Linked DNA regions of Homo sapiens: region 1 is linked to region 2. A link is a contact called in ENCODE Hi-C or POLR2A ChIA-PET data. All regions are on one chromosome and are shown on one strand. The core of a region is the stretch at or near the end of the contact, and the rest is flanking DNA. Distances in the headings are between cores, read along the strand shown.

Region 1 (3,947 bases), core at 741-3,240, 5.8 Mb after region 2:
AGATAGAGACAACAGGGTTGTACAACAGAAATATGTAGGTCAAAATTTTAAATATTCTAGTAGTGACACTAAAAAATATAATAGATTGGCAAAATTTAGTAATCTATAATCTTGATCTACTACATCCAGAATGTTATTTCAACATGTGATTCATATAATAGTGACTAATGAGGTATCTTACACTCTTTTTTTGTAGTAAGTCTTTGAAATCCTGTGTGTATTCTACATTGACGGGACATCTCATTTTGGACTAACCACATTTCAAGTGCTCAGTATTCACATATGGATACTGTGCAGGACAGCACACACTAATTGGTAATGTAAATACAAGTTAGTTAAGATCTGTGAAGTACTTTATGGTTTCCAAAACTCTTTTGGCATTTAAATCTTGCGTCAGCCCCAGCAGGTAGATGTTTATCATTTCCATTTTGTAGAGGAGAGGCTGCAGCAATTACCTGTAAGTCACCCAAGCTCATCCAGCTAGTAAATGGTGAACTCAATTCTTGTCTTAAACCTGGGCACTTTCCCTTTTGCTTGCTTGCCTAAACAAGCAATACAAAGACAAACTTAATATTTATACACATACGTCCCATGGCTCATTGCAGTAGTACAGGACAGAAACAATTATTTCAAAATCCACCTACAATCTAGTCTCCAAAAATCCTGCCCAGTTTAATTGCACCACAATCTACTAACTGTAATTCTAAAAATGTGTATGTTGGATAATCTTCCAGCTCTAAAGTGCTGTGAATTAAAAAAATGCCATAGGCAGGCATAAAAAAATCCTACCCTCTATTATATTCTCCATCTGATATAGAATATATGATATATATTCTATAAATGAATACATGATACAGAGTCTATCATGTAGTGATTTACTTTTTACTTTTGTGAATTACAACGTGGTAGGGTAGGAAATGAGAAAGCTTAAAAAGCCTAATTTTCTCACTAAAGCATAACCAGACACAGCAGCCTATTAGGGGTTTCTCCAGAAGATGGCAGGCAGTCAAGGGGGACAGAGTTCGACCCGCGACAGGCCAACTGATTTCCCCAAAAAGATGCCAAGGGCAGCTAACCGCCCTCCTGGCCCGCGAAGCTGCTCCTTGAGGGCCCAAAACTTCCCGGAGGAGCCAGAGGAGGCCCTCAGGAGCCACAGCTCTCCCTGACTTGGCCTGTATTTGCACCCCTAGGGATCCCATTCCCTTTCCCGACGCAGCGCAAGGAAGGGGAGCGGAATGGGGGCTGAAAGGCAATAAAAAACTTGTAAAGCCGTATCTGCTAGTTCTCCCAGTGGGCTATGTCCCTGCAAATATCCTCCACAAGAAGTAAACTGGGTGGGTAGGAAGAGGTGAAGGCTCCCTCCTCAGGGCTGCCGGGACCGCCTCGAGGGCTTGTCTGTTTAGGTCCCAATTCCTCCCGGATCCGTACATTCACACGAGCGCAGGGCAACAATCTGAGCGAGTGTTCGTGTGTGCCCGTGTGACTCGCCATCGCGTGGCAGATGTTCAGTAGAACATTACAGTAATTTCTGTTACAGGTCCATGGGCGCAGGTCCCTGAGCCCACAGCTTCGCGGGGGTCTGGCCGAGCATGCGTCACAACCTACGCGGCCAAGAGCAGTGCGCACGCGCAACCTAACGCGGGACTGCCAGCAACTTCCGGGCGTTTACAGGCAGGCAGGTCAGTGATGTGTCCTAAGGGTCCGACCGACCTAGATACCCCTCTTTGATTCCTCCTCTTGGGATTAGTGTCCATCTCTGGAAGCAGGATCCAGGAGGACGGGAGGGGCCGCTGCGGACCGCAGTCGCTCCACCTGGAGGAGACACCAGAAGGAAGACAGCCTGAGGGACGCAGCCATCCCCGGCTCCTACCGGCGCCCCGCCCCGCGCATGCGCACGCGCACAGGGAGTCAGCTGGCTGCGCGGGAGGTCACGGGAAGTGGGGCGGTGCCCAGACAGCTGGAGGGAAGGAGGTGTCAGGCGGGGAGAGACGCAAACGGCGGGACCAGCAGCGACGGTAGCAGCAGCATGGCCGCGATCTATGGGGGTGTAGAGGGGTGAGTGCGGCCCGGCGGAGGGAGCCTGGGCCCGAAGGCGGGGCGGAAGGCCGTGGCCAGCCTGGCAAGCTGGTGGCCTTGATCCTCGGCGTCCGGGCACTTTGGGCGGCGGGACCTTGCGGTGAAGAGGTGTGTGCACGCGCAGGGGCGCCCTGGAGCGCACAGCTGTATGCCTTACGGGGACTCTGCCTGTGCAACAGCCACACCCCGGGTTGGGGATCCTTTGTGTTTCTTGGCGGAACCACGCCCCTTTCTTCCACGAAACACCCACTCCGCTGTCTTCAGCTGGAGAAGCAGCTCCTTTTTCCTATTCCTGACCTCGGACAGAGTTTTGCAGAACAGGTGTCAGGTGTGAAATTGCTGAGCGCGGGCAGGGTGGGGAGTGGGAGTGGGGAGAAGCGGGACAAAGATCTTGGCTGAGGTTATCCGGGAGCTGGAGCAGCTGCGAGCCAGAGTACTAGGTTGTCCTGATGTCTGAAAACCGCTCCATCCCTGTTGGCCTTCCATGCTGCTTTCACTAGATTGCATTTTTCTGCTCAGAAGCTTGTTTACTGAACTTTTTGTAATAGCTCTGCCCCTGGGTATGACCATGGACAAGATATTTACCCTCCCTGGGCTACAGTTACCGTATGTGCAAAGTGAGGATAGGGATAAATAAGATCGCTATGTCCCTGCCAGTGGCAACATTCTGTGAATCTGAGTTTGTCAAATCAGGGAATAATGGGGGTCGCTGGCCTCTCAGCCAGGGCACTGTACTTTCGAATCTGTGATTGTTTTCACTTCTCTGGCAGCCACACCCCACTGCTGATTCACAGACCCCAAAGTCTTTTCACATGAATTGTTAGGAATGATCTTTCCCATCCTGTATTTGTAGCACTTAAAAAAAACAGTATAGGAGTCTGCATTCATCCTTGTTATAGTCATCTGTAAGATATGACCCGTTTCTTCCAGTTCGTCAAGACATGCTTTTGGATGTGGAATCTGCCACCTCATGTATTAACTACCCCCTTGAAATTTCATGTCCTCTTTGAGTTTGATGAGCGGTCTTCAGTGTCTTCTTCTGCCATTCCTAAAAGTAATGATCAATAAAGAAACATATATCCCATCACCACAGATCTCCCTGTGAACTACTGTGACCCCCAGTAATCAACATTTGAAGGTTTAGTTGCTTAAGTATGTATGAAGTCACCCTGCCATCTGGTCAGCATTTCTAGCAAAGGTGTCTTGAAGACCTTGGCAGCTGGATCTTGAAATGCAGTCTTTAGCTATTGTGAGGGAAGCAGAGAGATGTGCCATTTTTCTTAGGAGTGTTTGCTGAGCATTGCCTGTGCCAGCTCCTGTGCTCGTTCTGAGAGGGTAAGTAAGTGATCAGGAGCTTGACCCAGTGGAGCTTGAAGTCTAGTGAGAGGCGGACACAAAGCGTCTGAACACACACTTCATACAGAGGAGACTTTAATAACTTTGGAGGCACTATGAAGGTTTAACTAACGGAGACTTAACTAATTCGTTGGGGTGGGCCACACCTCAGAAAAGGTTTCGAGGACTAGGTGAAGCGTAAGTAGAGTCTTGCAGGATAAGGAGGACATCCCCAAGGGAAGAGGAGTGAGAATTATGTTTCAGTTAAAGAGCACTCAAACACTGAACCACAGAGGCGGGTTTGGGAGTGGTGATTGAGTTTGTCGAAGCTGTCTCCTCCATCATACTGGGCTCTGCCAGTGTGGACAGCACAAGCTTAGCTCTCTCTGTGGGTTTTTCCGAGCAAGATCAAGTGCCCTCTTGTGTTCTGTAGGGGAGGCACACGATCCGAGGTCCTTTTAGTCTCAGAGGATGGGAAGATCCTGGCAGAAGCAGATGGACTGAGCACAAACCACTGGGTAAAAACCACACTGAGG
Region 2 (4,604 bases), core at 1,010-3,509:
TCCCACATCATTCATTGAAAAGATTACCCTTTCCCCATGGATTGTTTTAGCACCATTGTTGAAAATCAACTGACCATAATGTAAAGGTTTATTTGTGGACTATTTGATTCCATTGATCGATATATCTGCCTCTATGCCAGTATTACAGTCTTCATTACTGTAGCTTTATAATAAGTTTTGAATTCAGGTAGTGGAAGTTCTCCATCTTTTTCTGTTTCGAAATCCTTTTATTCTGGTTCCTTTTCATTTCATATAAATTTTAGGGCCAAACTTGCCAATTTTTTTTTTTTTTTTTTGAGACAGAGTCTTGCTCTCACCAGGCTGGAGTGCAGTGGCACGATCTCTGTCACTGCAACCTCTGCTTCCCGGGTTCAAGCGATTCTCCTGCCTCAGCTTCCTGAGTGGCTGGGATTACAGGCGCGTGCCAACACGCCCAGCTAATTTTTGTATTTTTAGTAGAGACGGGGTTTTGCCATGTTGGTCAGCCTTGTCTTGAACTCCTGATCTCAGGTGATTTGCCCTCCTTGGCCTCCCCAAGTGCTGGGATTACAGGCGTGAGCCACCGCGCCCGGAATAATGTTCTTTCTTTAAAAATACAAATTAGCAATCCCCTTAATTCCACAAAGAGGAAAAGTAAAAGAACACAGAAATGCTTGAGTTCAATTTGCTGAGACCAATAAAATGCACTTTCAAGAAAACTGCACAGCACTAGCATTGGAGGCCACAAAAATAAGATACGGACTCTATACTCAAGGAATTTATGAACAAATAAATTTTTCTGCTGGCTGAGGTACTTCTCTGACTGTTAAAGCAGGTAAAACGAAGAAATGTTCCTCCGAGACTTCCTACCTATTCTAACCTCTCAAACTTCTAATTGCAACAATGGCAGCTTTATTTTTATCTTAATATTTATGTGTTGAGGGTTCCATATAAGATTAGATTTGAATAAAGCACTGTATGCCTTTAAAAAGGTTTGAAAATCACTGGTCTAATAAAAGAACAGTGAAAACTGACAGGCAGCTATATTATAAAAAGAATACTGGATTGAGGGTTCATGATGACTGTTTTATTCTAGTTGTTGAACATGTACAGCCATGTCGAAGGAAAAGTTCTATTTCTCACCTCTCATAAAGGATGGCATTTTAAAGGTGAATTTTAATGTCATTCATCTAATAAATATTTGTTGCATGCAATAAGCACAATGTTATTCATATATTCATAGTAAAGTAATAGGGAGAAAGGAAGTACGGAATATCCTGAGGATATCAGCTGTCATCAGAGATGTAACAAGCTGGGTCTCAGAGCACAAGTTTGCCAATTGATTAAAAAGGAAAAAAAATGAGGCATCGTAGATAGAATCATAGGTCCAGAAGAACAGAATTAGAAATAGCTACCACTGAATGAACATTTCCTCCATGCATAGACTTTTATCCTCACCACACCTATGGAGATAGAAGTTATTATCCCCATGCAGACAGGGGTATGCCAAAATCACAAAACTCGTGAGTGGCAGCGCCACGTTTGAAACTGGGGTTGTCTGATTTCAAAGCCAAGGCTCTGGGTTCACAGAAGTACATGTACTTAAGAGGTGTGAAGCAACATGGGACTACTGGAAGGAGGCGGTGAGCCACGAGGCTGGAAATGCAGGCACCTGCTCTCGCTCACTTGACCATAGAGCAACTTGGGCAAAGAAGGGGTGGGCTGACATTGGAGTATGGAACAAACGCATGATTTCAAATAAGCATGTGTGTATCCATCCCAGTTCTGTCCGCTGAAAAGGCCTAGAAGCAATAACACACCAAGCCCTGTCGAATGGTGGGGTCCGCCAGGACCTCCAGGCTTGCTCCCCGCCCTACCCGCCAGCTTCTCCGCCACATTCCACTGCCGCAGCAGAACCGGTGTCCTTCACCTGCCTGCGTCTTCTGCAGTTCGTTAAGCAGCGCCCTTAGCTCCTGTGACACTTTAGGGAGAAAGCCGCAGCACCGGCGATGTTGGCCGCCATTAACGCCCGGCAAAGCGCCCGGAACTAGAAGCAGCGAAGAACCCGGGTGGGCAGCGACCGTGACAGCCGAGCCGGAAGCGGAGCTGCGGGAGGGGCCTCGACGCTCCTCCATCTTTTATTGGAGCTCACCGCTGCCAGTCGCGCTGCCTGCCCGTCCCACCCTTTTCGTGCAGGCATTCAGCTAAATGACGGGCGGAGCCCGGCGGCGGCTTCCGGTCGGGGGAAAAAAGTTGGGCCGAAGGAGGGGCCGGGAAGACGCAAGAGGAAGAAGAGAAAACGGCCGGGCGGCGGTGGCTGTAGGTTGTGCGGCTGCAGCGGCTCTTCCCTGGGCGGACGATGGACAGCCAGGGCAGGAAGGTGGTGGTGTGCGACAACGGCACCGGGGTAAGGGCCGCGCGAGGAGGCCTTGGCGGCCACAGACGCCGGCGGGGACGAGCAGCTGGCGCACGGGCCCTCGGCCCCCAGGGCTGCACCTCCGGGCCCTCGGGGCGAAGGGGCGCGGGGCGGTGCCTCCCACCTCCGCGGGCGTGGGAGCGAGCCGGCCGTTCCCTGGTCTCCCTTGAGCCTGCCACCCATTTAGCCTGCCACCCCCTCACCCTTCCGGGTGGGGGCGGCGGGCGAGACCGGCACTGGACATGGAGCCTACTGACCGCCCGGCAGGGACCTGCTCCGCGCTAATGCGGGGGCAATTGGGCTAAAGCGGACGGAAGCGTAAAAGGCTCGGTTTGTGTGTTCCGAGAAGGGCTCTTTTCCCCAGGGCCACCGGTTTGTAAAAAGGAGAAAGACCTAGAGGCCTTCCTCTTCCTGTATAGTTGAAGATACACCAAACGAGAAGCAGGAAGCGGGTTTACTTAAAAAAAAAAAAAAAAAAAGGGAAGTGCTGTCATGGAGTGTGGACCTCAGCCCTTTCGCTGTGTTTGTTGGGCTTTTTATTAGTTTTTTCGAGGGAAGGGGTCCAGATCGGCAGCGCATCGTTCACTTTTTGTTTTACATACTAGTATTTGGCCCAGGAGTAGGCCCACGGAGACCAGCATGTTCCATTGAGTGGTTTTGGGTGACCTAGGATCCCGCAAGACTCAAGTGTTAATTCCACTAGCCTTAGGGGAAGTTAATTAGTGTTGATTATCCCACCCCCAGCCCCCTTTTTTCCCTTCGTTTCAGTATACAGGTAATGTTAGCCTTTAAGATTCAAAAATTGTAAAATCTGACTAAAGCACTGATTTAGAAACTATTTGAAAATTGTTTCTGTAATCCCAGCACTTTGGGAGGCCCAGGCGGGCAGATCACCAGAGGTTAGGAGTTCGAGACCAGCCCAGCCAACGTGGTGAAACCCCGGTCTCTACTAAAAATACAAAAATTAGCCGGCCGTGGTGGTGCTTGCCTGTAATCCCAGCTACTTGGGAGGCTGAGGCAGGAGAATCCCTTGAAGCCAGGAAGCGGAGGTTGCAGTGAGCCGAGATTGCGCCACTGCACTCCAGCCTGGGCGACAAGAGTGAAACTCCGTCTCAATTATAAAAAAAAAAAATTGTTTCATTCAGACCTCCCTCTTGCCAGATTAAAAAAAAATGTATTTTGGGTAGCAAAGTCAGCAAATTAGAAGATGGAAATATTATTTATTCTGGATGACTTCTATAGTGATTTCTAACCATTTTGATGTTGCAACATTTTGTGAGTTTTCTCCCCTCCCTCCCATAAATATGATGTATGAATTAAAGTTCATTTTACTTGAACAAAACACTTTGGAATCTGAATTGTTGAGGGGGAAAAGAGCTGGTATTTACTGCCATAATACTGCCCTTGATTAGATTTGTTACACAATTTTACAAGCAATAATTATGGTAGCTTCATCTGAACTGTGTTAAAAATGGACTAGAGTAAAAAGAGTGTTAACGTACATTGAGGCCAGGCGCGGTGGCTCATGCCTGTAATCCCAGCACTTTGGGAGGTCTAGGCGGGCGGATCACCTGAAGTCAGGAGTTTGAGACCAGGCTGGCCAACATAGTGAAACCCCGTCTCTACTAAAAATACAAAAATTAGCCGGGCATGGTGGTGGGCGTCTGTAATCCCAGCTACTCGGTAGGCTGAGGCAGGAGAATCGCTTGAACCCGGTAGGCGGAGGTTGCAGTGAGCCGAGATCGCACCACTCCAGCCTGGGCGACAGAGCAAGACTCCGTCTCAAAAAAAAAAAAAAAAAAAAAGAAAAACAAAACATATTAATGTGACGGTTTTTAAGAATGTAATATTTTTAAAAAGGCAGATCCACTGCTATGGAAACGTCTAAGATTTTAAGTTGAAAAAGGTTTTAGAATGATTCAGTTTAAGTGTGTGTTCCTTATTAAAGATGTATGTCCACAAACTTGTATCCGCATATGAAAGTTTTGGAGGGATACATAAGAAATGTTCATAATGGTTACCTATGAGACAGAGGATAAGGGAGTGAGGGAAGATGGAGAGGACTTCATGACCTTTCTGAATTATTGGAAAAATGTTCTTTATTTGAACAAAGCAAGTATTATTAAACTATATTTAAACTAAATTAACCATAAACGCATGTTACATGTGCGGCTAAAATTCAGTTAAATGTGCTTTTTAAAAAAGTATT

Evidence for each region. Hi-C counts contacts between places; a loop is a spot of excess contacts on that map. ChIA-PET counts read pairs that join two places held with the same protein, here RNA polymerase II (POLR2A). Pooled maps may share reads with other maps.
Region 1: a loop to region 2 is called in a pooled map, with 14 times the contacts of the local background. The contact joins the promoter of NAGK here to the promoter of ACTR2 in region 2. A Hi-C loop is called at or near these places in 7 of 50 pooled maps. POLR2A ChIA-PET finds 5 or more read pairs at or near these places in 3 of 52 experiments (BJ, T-cell and activated naive CD4-positive, alpha-beta T cell).

The regions. Positions count from the first base shown.
Region 1 is chr2:71,066,658-71,070,604 of GRCh38, forward strand. It overlaps NAGK (N-acetylglucosamine kinase), which reads left to right and starts at 1,991. Exons shown (of 10, transcript NM_017567.6): 1 at 1,991-2,055; 2 at 3,845-3,929. The coding sequence starts at 2,027. RefSeq lists a silencer at 2,217-2,276.
Region 2 is chr2:65,225,572-65,230,175 of GRCh38, forward strand. ACTR2 (actin related protein 2) reads left to right here and starts at 2,260. Exons shown (of 9, transcript NM_005722.4): 1 at 2,260-2,386. The coding sequence starts at 2,339. LOC124907779 (a long non-coding RNA gene) reads right to left here and starts at 2,028. Exons shown (of 2, transcript XR_007086461.1): 1 at 1,910-2,028. RefSeq lists enhancers at 1,251-2,140, 2,141-3,029, 3,102-3,191 and a silencer at 2,412-2,601.